2 separate regions of the Mus musculus genome follow, and region 2 is linked to region 1. Evidence: chromatin loops called from intact Hi-C (ENCODE). Cell type or tissue: left cerebral cortex. All regions are shown on one strand. Each heading gives the region's core, and the rest is flanking DNA. Links, peaks and the distances in the headings are about the cores only. Region 1 holds the start of Arhgef11 (Rho guanine nucleotide exchange factor (GEF) 11). Region 2 has its middle 16 kb from the start of Etv3l.

Evidence for each region. A loop is a pair of places that touch in the nucleus more often than their neighbours do. Peaks named below come from ENCODE experiments on the same cell type or tissue, not always from the same donor. Only the 100,000 strongest peaks of a DNase experiment are listed, where the experiment ranks them.
Region 2: a loop joins it to region 1, with 2.2 times the contacts of the local background. A loop is called at or near these places in 3 of 42 quality-filtered maps.

The regions. Positions count from the first base shown.
Region 1 is chr3:87,610,914-87,620,993 of GRCm38, forward strand. Arhgef11 (Rho guanine nucleotide exchange factor (GEF) 11) reads left to right here and starts at 6,646. Exons shown (of 40, transcript NM_001003912.2): 1 at 6,646-7,879. The coding sequence starts at 7,848. In left cerebral cortex, for the core only: no CTCF peak of the experiment used is centred there; DNase peaks (open chromatin) are centred at 5,537, 5,908, 6,441, 6,632 and 4 more places; H3K4me3 peaks cover 2,922 bases; H3K27ac peaks cover 1,877 bases.
Region 2 is chr3:87,561,353-87,571,432 of GRCm38, forward strand. No RefSeq gene overlaps it. Among named protein-coding and RNA genes, the nearest start is that of Etv3l, 16 kb to the left of the region's middle. In left cerebral cortex, for the core only: a CTCF peak has its summit at 5,017; a DNase peak (open chromatin) is centred at 4,915; H3K4me3 peaks cover 983 bases; H3K27ac peaks cover 962 bases.

The sequences.
Region 1 (10,080 bases), core at 1,050-9,049:
CCTTCCTTTCTTTCTTTCTTTCTTTCTTTCTTTCTTTCTTTCTTTCTTTCTTCTTTTTCTTTCTAACGTAACATTTTTATTGATTCTCTGGGACTTTTACATCACACACCCCAATCACACTCACTTCCCAGTCTTTCCATGTCCAGCCCCTCCCTACCTTTGAGACCACTCCCCAAAAATAAAGGTTAAAAAAAAACAGATTAAAAAATAGTCCTATGCCTTTATACTCACTGGAGCACGATCAAACTTTCAATGGCCTGCCCCTAAATAGAACTGGGTCCTTCTCTTCCTGCACCCTTGCCAGAAGCCATCAATTGTAGAGACCTATACTTCAGCATCCCCATCATACTTATAAAAGGAGTTCTCTTCATCAGCTTCCTGTCTAGGCTGTTAATTTGGGGGTGGGGGTGGGGTTGTCACAAAAGCCATGCATGTTTCTCCCTCTCAACTGTGCATCTGCAGTCACTGATATCACATCAAAAAATAGCTTTCTTGTTCTTCACAGCAGGGGCACAGATCATGGGCCTCTACATAGTTTCTGGTGAGAGCACACACCACACAAAGGACTTTCAGCTGCAGAAGGACAAGGGACTCAGACAAGGCCCTCAGCAGAACGGGCCTAGACATCACTATGACCTCAGTTAACAGTGCAGGCCATCAGCATCAATATGTCCTCTCAGTAGTAGCAAGGCCCAGGAATATCAACATGGACACTGGCATGGTCTTCAGTGGTAGCATGAGCCATGTAAATCAACACAGACCCCGGCTGCACCAAGACCACAGACACAGGCATGGCCCTCGGCAGATGCAGCACAGACCATGGACATCTGCGTGACCTTCACTAGTAACATGGGCTGGGCCCTGGACATCAACATAGGCCTTGTCAGCAGCTTGGACTTAGACCTGGCCCTTGGAGGTAGCACTGACCTGGACATCTTCCTGGCCTCGGGTGGTAGTGCAGGATACCAGCATCAGGACAGTTCCAGATCCAGGTGCAGCACAGTCCACGGACATCAATGTGGCCTCAGGCTGCAGCTGAGACCACAGACTTCCGCACAGCATTCAGCGGTGACCATGGACAGTAACAGATGCAGATGTGGCCCTTTGCAGCAGCGGAGACCCAGGCACTACCTTGGCCTCAGGGGTCAGCGCAGGTCACTCACATCAATATAGCGCCTGTGGCAACAGGGCCCATAGACATCAATGCAGCCCATCTGGCAGCTTCCTCCTCCAGCTAAAGGTTTCTAAATGTGCACTGGAAGAGTCACCTCGCCAGCACCCACACAGCTCAGTTTTCAGAAAAATCAAACTGTAACCCTTATTAGGTTGGCTGGATTACAGGAAAAAATAATAATTCTTAGCTTTAGAAGGTGTCAGGGGTTAAAGGAAGGGCGTTAACTGGTAAAGAATGGGATCTTGTAACTTGAAATGGAGATGTATGGGAGGACCTGATTGAAGCTGAGAGCTTTGAACTCTCAGATTCTCAAAGGTTTATCTTACCTGCAGAAGTAGTCTCTCTACCCTCAACAGAAGGTTTACTCCCACCCCCAACCCCTTGAATACTGCTTTTCCTGCCTTTGACTGAAGAAATTAATCCTTTATCTGCTAAACCAGCAGTGACCTTCTCTGAAGGAGATGTAAGGCAAGACATACTGATGTCCCTCAGGGCCCACCAATAGTTGCCTCCAGACCTACAACTGCACTTAAGGCTAAGCAGGCTCCTAAAAGGGAGAGAAAAAGTCCATGAGGAAGTGCATCACCACAGTACTAAAGAGCTTAATGCGTTCTCTGATACATGCTAGCAGAAGTCTGGGGAATATGGGTGGGAACGGACTTTAGTAAGAGTCTGGGATAATGATGGAAGGAACATAACACTGGATCAGAATGAGGTTATTGATATGGGTGGAGATTCTAGGTTTAAAATGGAGGCTTACACTGTTTAAAAAAAAAAAAGAGGGGGAGGTGTCAAAAGTTTGAATAGTTGGCTGAAGCATTTGTCAAAAGATGGCTGAAAAGGACCAGGAGGTGCTTGATGTCCCTTGGCTGAGTGTTGATGAAGGGATCTTAAGGCTCAAGGGAATTGCAGTGCTAGAGTAGATGCACAGTGTAAAACATAGTCCTCCACTATGGCAGGCTGAGAAGACATGCCCTTCATTAATCATATGAGACAAAGTGGTGGGAAGGGCCCCAGAACATTTGAAGAGCTCCATTGTCACCCTTTCTTTGTGCCAGACTTTAGGGTTGGAGATACTGCTGCTCTGTTGGATGAATTAAACGCAAAGGGTTCATTGGGCCTGGAAGTAGCACTGGCCAAGGTAACAGCACTGACTGGCCAAAGGCAAGGTGAGCATACTTGCCATAATGGGAAGCACAGGCAAAGAGATCTCCATCATAGCCTAACTCATAATGGGCAGCACAGGCAAAGTGATGTTTATGGTGGCTTGACTTAAATGAACCTTTGGTACTGGCTAATCAGCCATGGTATTTTCAGATATGAAACAGATAAAGAGCATACTGCATTTTTGTTTGAACTATACAAGCAGGAAAAAAAAAACAGCATACAAAACCAAAAGCAAATGAAAGAAAGACTACATTGGATTGTGGCAGAAAGAAATCAACCTGTGGATCAGTTTCCAGACTTGAGTCAGTTTGCAGATTTGAATGAAGGGCCAGCCAGGTTCTCCTTAGGAAGGACCTTGATAAAGTACCTAAAAGTTGTACTGTTAGGCTTTCTCCTTCCATAGAAAAATACAGCCTTTTACAAGGATAGCTGTAAACTGGGGGGAAAAGAAACAATCAGACTTTCCAGGGTCTATTGGATACTGGTTCTGAATTGATTCTGATTCCAGGACATCCCAAGAAACAATGTGGTCCATCAGTTAAAGTTAGGGCTTATAGAGGCCAGGTGATTTATGGAGTTTTGGTTGAAATCTGACTCAAAGTAGGTTCCCTGGGTCCCTGAACTCATCCCATGGTTATTTCCTCAATCCTAGAATACATATTTGGACATACTTAGAAATTGGCAGAATTCTCACATTCTGACTTGTAGAGTGAGTTTTGGAAAGGCTATCTATGGTTGAAAAAGCTAAATGGAAGCCTTTAGAATTGTCTGTACCAGGGAAAATAGTGAATCCAAAGCAGTATTGCATTCCTTGAGAAACTGCAGAAAATGGTGCAACCATCAAGGACTTGAAAGATGCAGGGGTTGTGGCTTCCATCACATCTCCCACTAACTCTCCTATCTGATTAGTGCAGAAGACAGATGGATCATGGAGAATGACAGCTGACTATCAAAAACTCAAGTAGTGGCTCCTATGCTGTTCCAATGTAGTGTCCTTAATTGAGAAGATTAACGCATCTCCTGGACCATGGTCTAGTATGTTGTATGCAGATATTGATATAACAAATAGCTTTCTCTTTATAACCCTGGCTGTCCTGGAACTCACTCTGTAGACTAGACTGGCCTCGAACTCAGAAATCCACCTGCCTCTGCCTCCCAAGTGCCGGGATTAAAGGCGTGCACCACCACGCCTGGCTAAGCATGTGTTTGTACATACATTTGTGGTTTTTGTTCCTCGATTTCTTTATCATATGATGTAACATCAATGAAGAGAGTATCAGTGTTTATAATATTTAAGTTTGAGATACTAAAAGAGATAATGCCATCTATTCTAAAATTTGCAATGCGTTTGTGTATGGAGTATAGTTATATCATGTTAGGTATAATTATGGTTTAAATATATAATGCATTTGTAATTAATTGTATGTAGGATAGTTTTTATCATGTTAGATGTAATTATGACCTAGTTATTGTTTTCATTTAGAAATTAAGCCTGACTTAAGGAGATAAGATTGTGTGTCAAGTTGACAAGGAGTGAACTTGTGATGGCTATTCTTGGTTGTCGACTTGACTACACCTGGAATTAACTAAAACCCAGGTGGCCTGGTACATCTATGAAGGACCTTCCTCCTCTTCCTTTTTCTTTCTTTCTTTCTTTCTTTCTTTCTTTCTTTCTTTCTTTCTTTCTTTCTTTCTCTCTTTCTTTCTTCCTTCCTTCCTTCCTTCCTTCTTTCCTTCCTTCCTTCCTTTCCTCCTCCTCCTCCTCCTTCTTCTTTCTTCTTTCTTCTTTCTTCTCCTCCTCCTTCTCCTTTTTCTCCTTCTTCTTCTCTTCCTCCTCCTCTTCTTCTTCCTCCTCCTTTTCTTTCTTTGTTTTTGTTGTTTTGTGTTTTTGAGACAGGGTTTCTCTGTGTAGCTCTGATTGTCCTGGTACCTGTTTCACAGAGATCCACCTGCCTCTGCCTCCTGAGCACTAAGATTAAAGAAGCATCCTACCACGCCTGGCCTGAGATATATATATATTTTTTCTTAATAAAGTCATTTGAAGTAGGAAGACCCACTTTTAATCTGGATCTTTTGAAGTTGAAAGATCCACCTTTAATCTGGGTCATATCTTCTAGTAGCAGCCTATATAAAGGACATGGAAGAAGGAAGCTTTCTCTCTCTGCCTGCTTGATCTTACTCTTGCTGGTAAATCCATTTCTCCACTGGCATTAGAGCTTACTTCTTCAGGATTCTGGTATATAGTGAAGACCATCTGAGACATCCCGCCTTGTGGACTGAATGGCTACTGGATTCTTATTTTGGCCCTCCATTGGTAAGACAGCTACTGTTGGACCACAACCAGTAAACCAGTCTAATAAATCCCATATGTGACTGCTCAGAGATTGTGGGCAGCCTGAGATACTTAGTGAAAACACTATCTCAAAACAAAGATACAAGCATCTGGAGATAAGGCTTAGTAAAAACATGCATGGCAAGTACAAGTTCAACCCTACTGTGTGACAGACATTTCCTGAGAAGATGTAACCAAGTATCTACCCACTCCAGAAAGGGACTAAGAGCAGAACACAGTATAGAGACCACCACAGTCCAATTTGGGGAACCAATGAGTCTTATTAGGGCTGCTTACAGAAACGTGGGTAGGGTCTTTCTTATAGGAACAGAAATGACTTAAAGACAGTAGCATCCCCAAAGAGCATCCCACCAAAGCTGGAAACCTGGAGCACACTGCACACTCTACAGCAGCTCACCATACTGTAGTGTTCTCTCTAGGTAGGTAGCTCAGTTGTTCTGAGCCTCTTCCAGGCTGCTTAGCTGGTCTTAAAGTTGGATTGTCTGAGGATGATTCTAAATCGTTCTTATTGATTACATATGCTTGGGGAGGGAGGGGTCTAGTGAATCTAGTCAGTTTCAGGAACCTTCTGAAGCTGTTTTGAGTTTGTACTTCCTGTCTGAAGGAGCTTCTCCACGGGATAGCATGTTTTACCTCTCCTTCGAACATTTTGCCTAAAAAATATGTTTCGCTTCCCTTTTCATATCCTATGTCTTATAGGATTTCTCTCCAAGAGAGAAGGTTCTGAGTGGAAACTGCTACCCAGCAACCCCCTAGAACACACATAAAGAGGCTGAGTTTGGGTGGCTGTGAACTTGCTCTCACAATGCTGAGAAGGGTAAGAGGGTGGCACTTACTCACCAGCCATTCTTGGCCTACTCAGCAAGCTGGGGCTGTGGAGAGAGACCAGGCTCCAGAGAAGGGGTGAGGTTGTTTGGCATTTGAGGAAGAATGCCACCCACACTTGTCCTCTGGGCTCCACAAGCACACCTGTGGAAGAGCGCAGCAATTGTTAAGGTTCAGATGGCAAGCACTCAGAAATTTCAAGAAGTTGTTTCAAGAGTCACAGTGCTGCTCCCCACGGTTATAGAAACAATATCAACTCCAATAGCTCTAGTGGTAGAGGTCAGTAGTCCACCGTCCTCATCCATGCGGAGATGGGTTTTTGCTGGTGCCTCTGCCTTTAGGGGTTTGTACTCCTAGAAGTAACCCCAATAAATCCACTGGCTGTTGAGAACAGGCTTCAGTAAAACTGTTGGTGCACTATCTAATGTTAACAGATGTCTGGTCTCACCAGGAAGTCACATATTACACACACACACACACAAAATAACAAAGTGTATTCATCAACCTGTACTGGAAAAGTCTCCTTTTTACTTCAATCTTTACTTCTGACTTCCGACAGTTACTTGAAGAGATTTAGAAACCGTGATTTCACGAAGGGGGTGTGTGTCATCGAAATAACATTGCCCTGCAAAGGCTTTTGCATTGAAATTAAAAGGCAGAGCCATACAAGATACCCAAGCTAAATCGAGTACAGCCGCGAGGGGAGAGACGGTGGGTGCTCAGAGGGGCGAGGGCACAGCTAAGAGGGTTCCTGGTAACTTGGAAAGGAGCGCGACAAATGAGTGAAAACGGGCAGAGGAGGACGGGACCGCAGCGAGAGCGCAGACAGAGGCGCGGCCAGCGGACACTGCGGAAACAAAGGTCGAGTCTCTGGGACAGCAGCACCGGGAGCAGCTAGGCCGCAGCGCGCGGACCGGGGGCGCGCGGGGCTGTGAAAGGGCGGGCGGCGCCAAGGAGGAGCCAGCGGCCGGCCCGGGCGAGCGGAGTCCGCCGTGGCGGGGCTGTGGCGAGGCGGGGCGAGGCGGGGCGGTGGCGGGGCGGGGCGGAGCGGGGGTGGGGCGGAGCCGGCCGGCGGCAGCGGGCTTGGCCTTAGCGAGCGAGCGCGCGCGGGGGCGGGGCCGGAAGCGCAGCGGCCGCGACGCGGACGCCGGGAGCGGCCGAGCGGGGAGGCTGTGGCTGGCGGGCGGGTGGGCACGGAGGCCGAGGCCGCGGCCCGGGCTCTCCGCGCCGCTGTGGAGGGCGCCCTGGCCCTAACCGAGCCGCAACAATACTAGGAGCGGGTCGCCGGACACGATCGGCGGGCGAGGGGGAAGCGGGACTACCGCTCCAGAGCGCTGCGGCGAGAGAGACTTTCGGAGCCTGGACGTGCTGGAGCACACAGAGCTGACTGAGGAAATTGTCTGAGAAAAAGGCCGATCTGAGGCTGGGTTAGGTGGAGGAACCTGCAAGTCGAAAGGGAAAAGAAGGTTTAAGATTTCCTGGGGGTTTGGCCAATGCTACCGTTTTGAAGGTAGAAAGCATTGCGCTTCAGGTGTTTTGTGATTGTTGTGTGTGTGTCTGCACAATTGGTTCATTTCAGAATTCAAAAACCTTTACTGTAGAAGAAGATGGTTGTTTTGTTTTGATTTTTAAAAGAAATCCGCAAATTTTGCTTCCCAGGGCTGCACTGGACCGTGTTGTGTACATACTGCTGTGTGGTTTTATTTATTTTAACTGTGCAAATCGTCTGGAAGATTTTTCTCCCAAGTGCCATTTCGGATTTGTTCAGCCTTTTTGTTTTGTTTTGTTTTGTTTTTGTTTTTCCTTCCCTGGAATAATTCTGCTGTTGGCATTTTAAGCATTTGGAAACCAGAGATTTTTTTTTTCAACCTTTGGAGCTTAAGGCTTCCCTGTCAACAGAAGGACAGCTGGGGAAACTGGATTGAAAGGATGGCTTTTATCTGTCTGCAACTAAGACTGATATTTTGAAGTCAGATTCTTTCTGTGGTTCAGTTTTTAGCCCGTAGGGCTAACCTTGAAGAGATTTGTGGTTAACAGTTTGGTTTCTAAGAAGGTCATAGTTTTTCCTCTCTTTTTTTCTTTTCATTTTCTTTTTTAAGACGAGGGAGGGGAAGGTTAAGGGTGAAGGAAGGAGGAGACCATGTTAACCGATAGAAGCAGAATAGCACTGCAGTTACCAGGGTCCTGACAGCTGGAAGAAACAAGGATTCAGTCTTCAACTTGGGAGGCCTTCCTCTCACCTTCCTTCAAAATTGCAAGGGACTCAGGCCTGATCAAGACGCCCAAAGAAACTACAGGATTCCAGAACTGTGGAGACACGGAGAAACCATGAGCATACGGTTGCCCCATAGTATAGACAGGTATGTTTAAATAATTGAGGATTTTTTTTTTCCAACACTTATTAAAATGACTGGGGGGGAAGTGTTGTGTTTGCCTGGCTGGGCTGTGGGATAGATAGGCTGTGGTCTATGAGGACTGTCAGTGTGTCAGTATATATGTTTCTGTACCCTCGGTGTGTGTTCATGTTCAAAATGTACCCCATAGTTGTGTGTCCTTTCTAACCAGTAAGCAGTGAGGCTGAGAGGAGGGGGTGATGCTTGCTGTGGCTTTTACCTTACACCAGGTATAAGGCTCACTCTGAGTCCCCCAGCTTGCTAGCCTAGGGATCAGGTTGGACCAAACCTGCTCATGTGAACCCACAGGGCTGAGTGGGGACTAGCTTTAGCTATCTGGGGAGGGTCGGGGGACGGCTGACAGGGCTGGGAGCCTCCATGAGGCTGATAGTTATGGAATGGTGGGGCACAGTGGTAGGTAGGGTGGTTCCCATTTAAAATGAGGAAGATGCTGTTGCCTGAAATGTTGGGACAGTGTCACCAGTGTCACCAGTGGTTGATAGAGCTCGGAAATGTTTAGGCCACATTAGGATTTCTTCTTCCAGTTGAGAGTTTAAATTGAGACCTACCAACAGGCTGATTGATGCTCCAGGTTTAATCTTCCAAGCTGTTCTCAATAAGCTTGACTCTGCAAAACAGGCCTTCCCTTTGCTTGAAGCCGGAAGGAGTTGTTTTGGCTCCTAGGCCCTTGAAATCAGCTGGAAGCACATGATGCCCCTTCCCCCATGAGCTGGGTCTGGCTTTGCAGTACAACTTTGGTAGGTGTCTGCCTGGCCATCCCTTCCCCTTTCCCTCTTCAACCCTTCCTCCTTAAAAGTCCTCTATGGAGGTGTGTTTTGTGGATATTCTATACGTCCTAACTGGATAGATAGGTAGGTGGTTGGAAACTAACAGTCCAATGGAAACTAGTATTTGTGAGGTAGGAAGGAATATCTGGAAGTCTACCTATCTATCTATCTATCTATCTATCTATCTATCTATCTATCTATCTATCTATCTATCTATCTATCTGTAAGTCAGCAGTTGCTCTCTCTGGGTCAGTTAACCTTTGGCTATACATGCTAATAGTAATTTCCTTTTGACTGTGGAGTGCGGCCTAAAACATAATGTCTCCCAAATACCACCTCTGTGTTGTCTCAGGGTCCCAGTTAGATCTGTTTAGTAGTGGGGGTTGGGGGCGGGGAAGGAACTGCCTTGCAGTCGGGAAGAGCGGGCAACCACGGAGGCAATGTGGCTAGCTGGCATCTCCCTTCCCTTTTCCATTGTGGTCTTCTGAAATTTGGCCCTGGGAAAGGATAACTGAAGCTGTCAGAGTAAGAAGGTGAAGGGTTTGCATGTCTGCCCTTCTCTCCCTCTTCTTAGACCTGGGGGATTAGTATACTCAAATTAAGATTTGAGGTGATGAATAATTTCTGTTAGTTCAGGGGTGTGAGCAGATGGGAACCAGGAATTGAGGGGTGTGAGAAGGAGGCAGTGAGGGCTTCTGGGTTAATGTGAGATGTTCCTCTAGAAGCTTGCATGACTTCACAGATACAGACCTCAGGCTCCCAAGTGCTCTCCTTAGCACGCTGCTTCCTTGAACCTTATGATGTATCTGTGAGGTAGACAAGCCGGAAGTCACTGCTCACATTTTGCAGATGAGGCGACTGAGTGGATTCCCGGTTTGTTCAGTGCCATTTAGCGTTATCTGAGGAGTGTCAGGATCTAGTGTAAAATCTTAAGTTCCAGTTCTGAATCCCTGTTCTTCCTGTTGCCCATCCTGTCTGCAGAGGTTTATAGACTCACCATTTAGAATGGGTAAGGCACCATTTTGCTCTCTCTGGCAGTTGTCAAGTGTCCCCCTGTACTTTGTACCTATAATCTCTGGAGTTAAAGCAGTGTGTTATTCCATGGGAAGGCCTTGCTTGCTTTTACCGTGCCTGACTCTCTGCCACAGTCAGTCCTGAAACTGAAGTCCCCTTCTGGCTTTGTCTTGCTGGCCTCCCTGATCTTGCAGTAATAGAGTCAAAGTACACTGTTGAACTTGATGTCGCAGGCTCTGTACCTTGTGAATGTAAATAATTCACAATCTTTTTTTTTTTTTTTTTTTTTTTGTCACCCCAGCTGGCTTCCCAACTTGCTGTGTATCTGGGACTTTCAATCTTGCTTCCGCCTCCTGCATGATAATT
Region 2 (10,080 bases), core at 1,491-9,490, 49 kb before region 1:
GCCAAAGACCTTAAGGCTCCTGTAGAGGACCTCTGGGCAAGGTTCTAATGGTCCAAGTGGGAAAGGAAAGGACACTGGTGCTAAATACCCTCTGCTTCTGCCTGTGGGCTCCTGAGAACGAGCAGCAGGGCTGACTTGAAGCTCCTGGTGCCAGAGAGCATAGAGAACACACAAGAAAGCATCTCTACTTGACGACAGATGAATCAACGAGGAAGAGATGCCACACAAGCCAAAGCCACCGAGCCACCCGCTCTCCTGCCTCTAGGCTATCAATTACCTGACCTGGATCTGTCTCTTTTTGAGGAACAGCTCATGAGCTGGAAAGGCCCAAGGGCTCTACTGCCCATTCCAAGTTCCTCTTGGAGCCGCTCTCACATTTACTTCCTTCAGCCTCACTTGGTCTTCTGACCATACGTTGTCAGTCAGCTAGAATGGGTGAGAACTGCACAGGGTGTGACATAGCCCTCGTCTACAGGAAGGCCAAGGTGATTCCCAAGCTGGGCCTAGGGCAGGAGAAAGGGTCTCTGTCTCCCTCCCTCAGCCCATCCCCAGTACAGTTTTCCTGTTACCCCGCCCAGCTTAGGAGATAAGCTTAGGAGATAAAGCAGTGTTGCCTGTGTGCACCAGGAAGTGGACGGGGCACTCGCTGGGCTTGTGTCCGGTTCAGAGTGGCTAGCCCTAAGGACAGGGGTTTCTCCATAAAAAAAAAAGAAAGAAAGGATGTGTTCTCTACCTGGCCCCACCTCCTCCTCAGTAGTGTGTGGTGATTGTGGTCCCTGTATTTCAGGTGATGAAAAAACGCTTTGAGGTATACATTCTAAGACTCCTCTGAAGGCTAAAGCCCACTGTAAGGACTTGCTTCCAGGTGGAACCTTGTGTGTAGGTCACAGATCTCAGTAAAGAGATCCTGCCACAATAGGCATTTTTTTGTTTTGTTTTGTTTTTCACTAAGTACTCCATTGTTAGTGAGAGCTGCCTACCTGTACAGTCCTGAATACTCATCAGAACTTGGGCTCCATATCCAGAAGATAGTACCACCAGCACCTTCGTTCATCCAACTGCAATAACCCAAAATGCCTCCAGACAGGTGTGAAACGGGAGAAACTGCCCAGGGTTGAGGGTTGACTGCCTCTAAATTCAGGAAAACCCTATGTTCTGTCAAAGATGTAAGTAGCTTCCTGGAGAGCTGTTGGCTTTCACGTTGCAAGAGTGCCCTCTAGTGGCTAGAGTTGGTACTCTGCGCTCAACGCTCAGGACTAGGGTACAAAGTAAGGCCAGCTCTATGTTGGTATAAGAGTGAAGGACTCAGAACCTCTGAGATGAGGGAGTGAACGGCAAAATCCAGGGATGCAGATGCAGAGCTCTTCCTCATCAAGCTCCCTTAAATATGGTTGTCAATCTATCAAAAGACCAACTCGCCTGACACAACAACGCAGGCAGTGGAGGTTGTCAGTTTTTTATATAACCATGCCAGTCACCAACCTCAGCTGCCACATACGTTGGCACCCTCATGTGGGGAAAGGCACAGTGAGCACTCAGTATTTCTCAGGAGTAGGACTGCAAAGCGTGCTCAGCAACCACTCTCCTCTGTAGCACTAGAAACCCTGGGAGATTCAGCAGGTCTTCAGAAATTAGAGAGTCTAACTCCTGGGCTGCCGGAAGAGACCTCTGAGATCCCAGAGAAAGGGGCTTGTTTCGAATCACAGGGACGAAGAACAAGATTTGGAATACAAATTTCTTAGTCATTAGTCACCACCATCACTCGGCTGGAGAGTTTAAAACCCATTAGTGTGAGAGTTTGCTATGCGTGCAGAGGGGCTTTTCAGAAGCGACTCCTGTGAAGGCTTTTCATGAGGCCCTCTGAGGAAGCACTTTCCTTCCCAAGAACACTTGGGCAGTTTGGTGCTTGCCTCTGATGGTCTCATAGGCATCAGTATAGTGCTGCATAAATCTGGTGTTGGTAGGACAGTGCTCCAGGGGCTTGCGAAGTGGAGGGAGTCTAGGCACTAGAACACTCAGCTAAGCACATAGAAGAAGTTTGGAGGCTGTCTTAGTCAGAGTTTCTGTTGCTGTGCAGAGAAACCATGAGTTTGGCAACTCTTATAAAGGAAAACATTTAACTGGGGCTGGTTTTTCAGACGTTTAGTCCATTACTGTCATGGCAGGAAACATGGCAGAGTGCAGGCGGACATGGTGCTGGAGAAGGAGCCCAGAGTTCTACATCTTGATCGTAGGCAGCAGGACACTGCCATACTAGGCCTAACTTTAGGATATGAGACCTCAAAGCCCGCCTCCATAGTGACACACTTCCTCTAACAAGGCCACACCCACTCCAACAAGGCCACACCTCCTAATAGTGCCATTTCTTACGGGCCAAGCATTCAAACATATGAGCCTTTAGGGGCCACTCCTAGATAAACCACCACAGATGCTTAGACACAATAGCAGGTGTTCACTCCCCTGAGTTGGTGGCAGTGTGGATAATCCCTACCCTCTTCCTTTCATTTCTTAAGGAATCTTCATGTGTCTCCTTCTGTCAGATGCACTCTATGCTGTTAGGTGGTTCTGTCCATGTAGAAATGTCATTGAATGAACTTGCAGGAAAGCAGATGGCAGAGATCAATCATGGTGAATGGCAGCAGGATGCTATCAAGCAAACACATGGTGCACAAGGCTGCTAACCATGCTGTATACTGCTGGTACTTTGTTGCAAGTAGGGATATGAGCTAAAATTTTTAGAAGAGTGCCTACCAGAGAGCAACACCTTGGTTATAATCATTTTCAAAACGTAGGCATTGCATACCATTGTACTGCTATACTTCACATGAGCAACTTTGCAGCAATTGGCACACATAGTGCGTTTATCTACACCGATTCACCACAAACATCTGAGTCATGGTATCACATTGATCTCACTGGGTCATATGAATCTTTCAGGTACACATACGCTTATATGGCTATATATGCATGTATATACGTATATATGAACATCTGTATATATGCACACACATATAGACCAGTAAATACAATCCAATAGGCATTTATTAAATGTTTATTGTGATTTGTTTCTTTGGTTGGTTGCTTGCTTGGTTTTGGATTTTCTTTATTCATTGAGATAGTCTCACTATGTAGCCCAGGCTGGCCAGGAGCTTGTAATGTGAACTATGCTAGTCTCAAACTTGTAGCATTCCACCAGTTTCTGCTGCACAAGGGCCGGGATTACACATGTGTGCCACCATTCCATGAAATGCCATACATTTCTACTGTGCTTATATATGCACTGCTGTCATAAGGATAGGGACAGAATAAAATTACTGGGTGAAAAATCATGACACTGTAATGGCTTCAGGCACATATCACTCATCTGACTTCCAGAAAGGGATATGTTGTTTAAAACTACATTTATGCACCACTCGCTATGAGCCTGACTGTGGTGGTTGGGATGAAAGTACCCCCCTCCCCATAGGCTCATACATCTGCATGCTTAGTCCCCAGCTGATGAATTGCTTAGGAGGGGGGCAGTTAGGAGGTGTGGCCCTATTGGAATAGGTGTGTACTTGTCAGAGGAAGTATGTCACTGTGGTGGACTTTGAGAAATTAAAATCCCATACCAGGCCCAGTCTTCTCTCTCTCTCTCTCTCTCTCTCTCTCTCTCTCTCTCTCTCTCTCTCTCTCTCTCTCTCTCTCTCTCTCTCTCTCTCTCTCTCTCTCTGCCTTCTACTAGAGGATCAGGATATAAAGCTCTCAGCTACTGCCCCAGTGCCATGCCTGCCTTTGTGCCACAGACAAGCCCCCAGTTAAATAAACATTTAACTTTATAAGAGTTGCCTTTGTGTCTTAGTCAGGATTTCTAATCCTGCACAAACATCATGACCAAGAAGCAAGTTGGGGAGGAAAGGGTTTTATTCAGCGTACACTTCCACATTGCTGTTCATGACCAAGGAAGTCAGGACTGGAACTCAAGCAGGTCAGGAAGCAGGAGCTGATGCAGAGGCCATGGAGGGATGTTCCTTACTGGCTGCTTCCCCTGGCTTGCTCAGCTTGCTTGCTTATAGAACCCAAGACTCCCAGCCCAGGGATGGCACCACCCACAATGGGCCCTCCCACCCTTGATCACCAATTGAGAAAATGCCTTACAGCTGGATCTCATGGAGGCATTTCCTTAACTAAGGCTCCTTCCTCTGTGATAACTCCAGCTGTGTCAAGTTGACACACAAAACCAGCCAGTACACTTGGTCATGGTGTCTCTTCCTTGCAATAGACCAGACCTGCAGCATCCTAAGTGCTTCCTATATGTCATTCCAACCAATGCTAGGGCTTCGGGAGGCAGTCCCTGTTTTCATCCCACTGTGCAGGTAAGGACAAGTACGGAGAGATGAAACCTGCTCAAGCAGATTCCTGCCAAGTGGCAGAGGTTGGGTGCAGACCCAAGCAGTCTCTTTACAGTCTGCCCAGGCATGCCGCTTCAGCGTGCCAACTACAGAGCAGAGACTTCCGGTGTACTCACCAGCAGCCCAAGACCCATTCCCTCTACCTGCACAGAAAGCACAGGCAGTAAAAAGGGGGCTCTTCAAGCACTAGTCTTTGTATGGCTCTAATTTGACAGCAAAGAAAGGCAGCAGTAGGTGATGCGCCCCATAGACTATAGAATACTAGGTCCTTTGCTTTAGAGGCGGTCCATGGTCCTAGAAAGTCAGGATGTCTTAATCCTTCTCTCAGGCTCTGCCTTCTCTCCACCATCTCCACGCCCTGGCTGCTCATGTACAATTCATCAGCTTCTCTGCCAGCCTAATGTTGCAACAGTGCAGGGAGAGGCAGCAGAGGCAGCCCTGAGCGGCTCACAGAGCTGAGCAGCCAGCTTACATAGCACCAATCACAGTCAATTACACATGGTGCATTGTGTTTGCACCAATCACAGCCCTGCCTCTTTCCATGGCACCAATCACAGTCAGTAACACATGGTGCTTTGTGTTTGCACCAATCACAGCCCTGCCTCTTTCGCACCAGCCACAGCAGTCCCTCTGTCAGGCCACTAAAGGAAGTTCTGCCCCTCTGGCCTTTGTGAAAAGGGTTGCAGGGTCATCCAGAGTTCACTGGGGCTGGTGACAGCGACGATCCAACAGCTGCAGATTGAGAAATCAAATAGCCCCATCCCGCAGGTGTCTACTTATGTACTACAGAATGAACACCAAGAGTGCTTCCACGGCTTGGAATTGGTGTTAACAATGATTTTGACAGGCTTACTAGTAAGTACATAATGCCTACCGAAGGGCAGGGTGAGTTCCCTTTATCTGTCTAGCTGGTGTCCTATTTAGGGTTGGTTACTGTTGCTTAAATGAAATATCGTGACCAAAAGCAATTTGTGGAGGAAGTCGTTTATTTCATTCACATTTCCATATAACAGTTCATCACCAAAGGCCGTGAGGGCAGGAATTCAAGCAGGACAGGAACCTGGAGGACAGAGGCTGATGCAGAGGCCATGGAGGGATGCTGCTTACTGGCTTGCTCAGCCCTCTTTCTTACAGAACCAAGGACCACCAGCCCACCTATAATAGGCTGTGCCCTCCCCCATCAATCACTAATTAAGAAAATGCCCTACAGCCAGATCTTATGAAGACATTTTTTTAGTTAAGATTCCCTATTTACAGATAAGTCGATACAGTCTGTATCAATAACAGATTGATCTAACAAAATTATTTAAAAGAAAAATGTAGACAAAATAGTGTGAGGATGGTACTAGATGTCAAGAGAGAAATTCCTGCATAAATTCATATGGACTCCATCATATACCAAAAGTCTAGAAAAATTAACAAGAACTAACATGAGGAGTTACATGTTGGGAAGAAGGGGGCAGATGTGAGAAGTGGGCTTCTTGTGAAGTATAAGGCTATCCTGTGTTTATTTCTGCTGGATTTAGTTTTTTTGAGATAGAGTCTCATGTAGCCTAGGCTAGCCTCAGACTCACTAGGTAGGCAAGAATGGTCCCATGTAGCCTAGGCTAGCCTCAGACTCACTAGGTAGGCAAGAATGGTCTCATGTAGCCTAGGCTAGCCTCAGACTCACTAGGTAGGCAAGAATGATCTCATGTAGCCTAGGCTAGCCTCAGACTCACTAGGTAGGCAAGAATGGTTTTGAACTCTTCCTGATGCCCCCAACTCCACTCCCTGAGTGCTCGGGTTATACATGTGTGCCGATCACACCTGGCCTCATCACGTGCATACAAAATTACAGTAAAATGACACTTTCCCCTGCCAAAACCACAGCACACAATTACGAGAGAAGGCCGGCAGAGTATCGCAAAAGTACGCGTGAGGCTTAAGCAATAATGGCATTGTATTACGAAGCTGCCGTTCTGTGGTAAGGTTAATTATAAAGACGAGTGTGTCATACTCCTTCCTTCCTCTGTGCCCTTTATTATCCATACGAAGGAAGTGACAGCCAGGTCCACACATAACCTCACACCTGCTTCTAACACAGAGGTCCCCACCCTCGAACTTAGACACCTGCCGTCAGGTCCACATGTTTCACTCATTAGTCTAGCATGCACATGGGGACTGTGATGCTCATTCTCGAAGCGTGGCAAGCTCTCAGGCGCCTCAAGGCTGTAACTCTATGGAGCAAGCCAGCAGCATGGTCCACGCAGACAGCAGAGGCCGAACCCTGAGAACCTGGCAATGCCCGTCAGCCTGAGTCCATCTGAGGCTGACTTTGCTTCCCATTCCACATCCCCTTTATCGACACCTCTAAGAGATGGGGATTTAGAGGACGAAATTTCAAAGTTTGATTTTGGAGTCTGTCCAGGAAGCAGGCCTGAGTACCACCCACAGCCAGATGCTTCCGAGGTTAAGAATTTTGCAGGGAGCCCCTACTAGTTCAAGCCATAGCTGAAAAGATTTGAAGGAACTTCTTAAACAATGTTCAGAACCATAGGCTTATCCGTTCAACAAGTATTTAATAAATGCCTCCTAAGTGCCAGGCACTGTTCTAGATTAAAAAAAAAAAAGTTGGATCCTATTCTCCAAAAATAACATTTTAATTCTGATTTAAAGCATTTGCCAAGGGCCAAGAAGTAAATTCCCCCATTACAATCAGTGGCCAACTACCTGCCTATGGCAAATGTACAACTTGGAAGAGATGTGAACTAATGCTGCTGTTAACCTATGTGAACAAATGCTGCTGTGAGCCAGTGTGAACAAATGATACCATTAACCAGTGTGAACAAATGCTGCCGTGAGCCAGTATGAACTGCACAATGAGAAACTACATTCATGAACTCTTAATAGTTTTTATCAAGGGCTAACTAAATGCCAGGTAATACTCTAGAACTTTCTAGTTATAATTTGTGGGGATGAGGTAATCAACCTTGTGAAGGAAGAAGTGGGGTAGAGAGGAGGCACCACAGGCTCCTGCGACTCCTCAGCGTCCTGATCTGCTGTACACAGCATTAGATCTAAGATGGCTCCCGGAACACCAGTGAGACTGCAAAAAGGAACAGAGGCTAAGATGGTGGCTTCTTCCACTGTCTCCATGGAAGTCCTATCAGGTGACAATGTTGCTTCTGACTTATGTCATCCGGCAGGGTTTTCATTGGAGCACAGTGGTGGTGTGGCGAGATACAATTGGCCAAGGATTTAGGGCTCAGGTTGGTTCAGACACTGTATATAGGCTTATGAACTGCACAATACACTCAGATCTACACCCTGTTGCTGGTCTCTGGAGTCTGTTTCCCAGGTTTGCCATGTGACTCCATCGCCTCTCACCCCTGTCCTCGCTCCTGTTCCCACAATATTGGCTAACTTCTCATCATTGTGACAAGATTTCTACTGTAAACAACTTAAAGGAAGATCTATTGGGGCCATAGTCTCAGAAGGTTTAGGTCCTGGTTGCTTGGTCAAAACCATAGGGTAAGGGCAGGGGTGGGGGTGTGTGTGGGGGGGGGGATGTACAGAGAAGACTCCTTATACTCTGTCAGGCAGGAACCTATGAGAGTAAGGAAGAGATAAAAATCAGACACACCTCCAGAGACCTACTTCCTACAGCTAGGCCTCACTGCCTAAAGTTTCCAGAACTTTCAGAAAGACTAGGAGGAGAAGAAGAAATGGGGAAAGATGATAAATTTGGAATAATCTCAAGTATTCCTGAGACATAGAATTTAAAGATGCATAAACAAAGACGAGAAAATGGTTTCATATGAAACCAGGAACACACAAGGAAAGAGTCACACCAACCGTGCTGTTGGTGTTAAAGACACTGACAGGCTACACTGTGTCTCTGTGAGCAGGAGTTTGGGACTTATCCATAAGCATCAGAGAGACCCTATACCCTCATGCCTACCATCTGCTAGTGTGATTACAGAGAGTTCCCAAAAATTCACCTAGCGGAGTCATCAGGACTTTGGAATTTGTTACATCAGATGCATCACCCTAACGAACAGAGAGGCTGTCTGCCACAGTAAGAGTAGAATCTGCCTCTGTACGGCTTAGTGGAGGAGACAAATTAGGATAAGGAAAAATAGATTCTTTCCGAAAGAAGAAGAACTTCAGAAAGCCAGGAGGAATGACAGGACAGGGGGAAGTGCAGACACAGAAGACGGGTGCACTGAGAAGTGTGGAGCCAGCACAGTCCCAGCAGTGTGACCCCTAACAAGGGCATGGGAAACAAAAGCTCACCAGACAGGTAAACCATGTGGTCCTGGTCAAAGGGGTTGCAGACCTGTGCACAGGACAAGTGGCCTCAAATGCAGCCATAGAGCTCACTGAGACAATGACTTCTCCAACAGGTTTGTTTAGTCATTGGTTAAGAGCTCTCCCAGCTCAGCCAGGTACTGCACAACCATGGGCCTGACACTACAGTCACAGGCAGGGAGCGTGAACTCAGTATGCCACAGCTCCAGGATGAGGGACAGCCTGGAAAGCAGTGGAGGGGGAGCAGTGGGGTGGGAGTCAGGGAGTGTATGCTGACAAACTAAAAAGTAAAGCAAACCCAGACAGTGAAATGGACAGAAAAGGTAGCCTCACTCCTGTGCCTCATTAGTTGAGAACAACTTTGAAGGTTGGCATCCATGAGCCTGAAGTCAGAGAGCAAACTGTCCTCTGACTTATCTACTTGCTGCGAGCTTCCCTGCTTGAGTCTGAGAACTCTAAAGCCCTGGAAATCTACTTGGTATCAATAGCTGCTTGCCTTCAGCAGAATCCTAACCACGTAGTAAGTTTAGAAAGCAGATGGGAGTTCTGACTGTCTAACTTCAGAGACACTCTCTAGCTAGAACAGTAACCACCCCAGGGATGCAAACTGGGTAGTGTTGGGAGAATAGACCCAGTCTACGTGCTGAAAAGCTAGGTGTGGCCGACAGAGCTTTCTAGTCTGCAAAGAAGAGAGGTACTAAAGTGAAGGCAGCTCTGATGGACAAACTAGGCTCCACCAAAGCATCAGTCATTGGCGAGACAAGAGCTAATTCACACACGCACACGCACACGCACACACGTGCACACACACACGCACACGCACACGCACACACGTGCACACACACATGCACACGCACGCACACATGCACACATGTGCACACACACATGCACACATGTGCACACACATGCACACACACACACACGCACACACACACGCGCACACACACATGCACAGAGCATACATCTGGCAAACAGCATCAAAGACCTAAAAGAATACAAGAAAAAAACTCTATTGCGTTAGTCCCATGCCGCCCTTCTTTCCTTCCAGTCTCTTTTCTCTCTCCTTTCTCTTTATTTTTGTGGTTCTTGAGATTGAACCCAGGGCCTTGCACATGCTAAGTAACCACTCTCTCCCTGCTCTGAGGAATATCCCCAGCTCTCTTATACACTAAGTAGTATTCATACTTTTCAAGATTTACATATTTATTTATTCTTTTAAATGTCTAACATATACTTATGTTATTTTTCATATTAGGCAAACTCTTTTCTTTCACTTCTGTCCCCCACGTTGCTCCCCTTTTCCTTCTCCCTATGATTTTAGTAGGGTTTTTTTTTAATTTTGTCTTATTGGCATTTAAAAAAAATAATTTGTGGAAGCTGGAAAGATGGCTCAGTC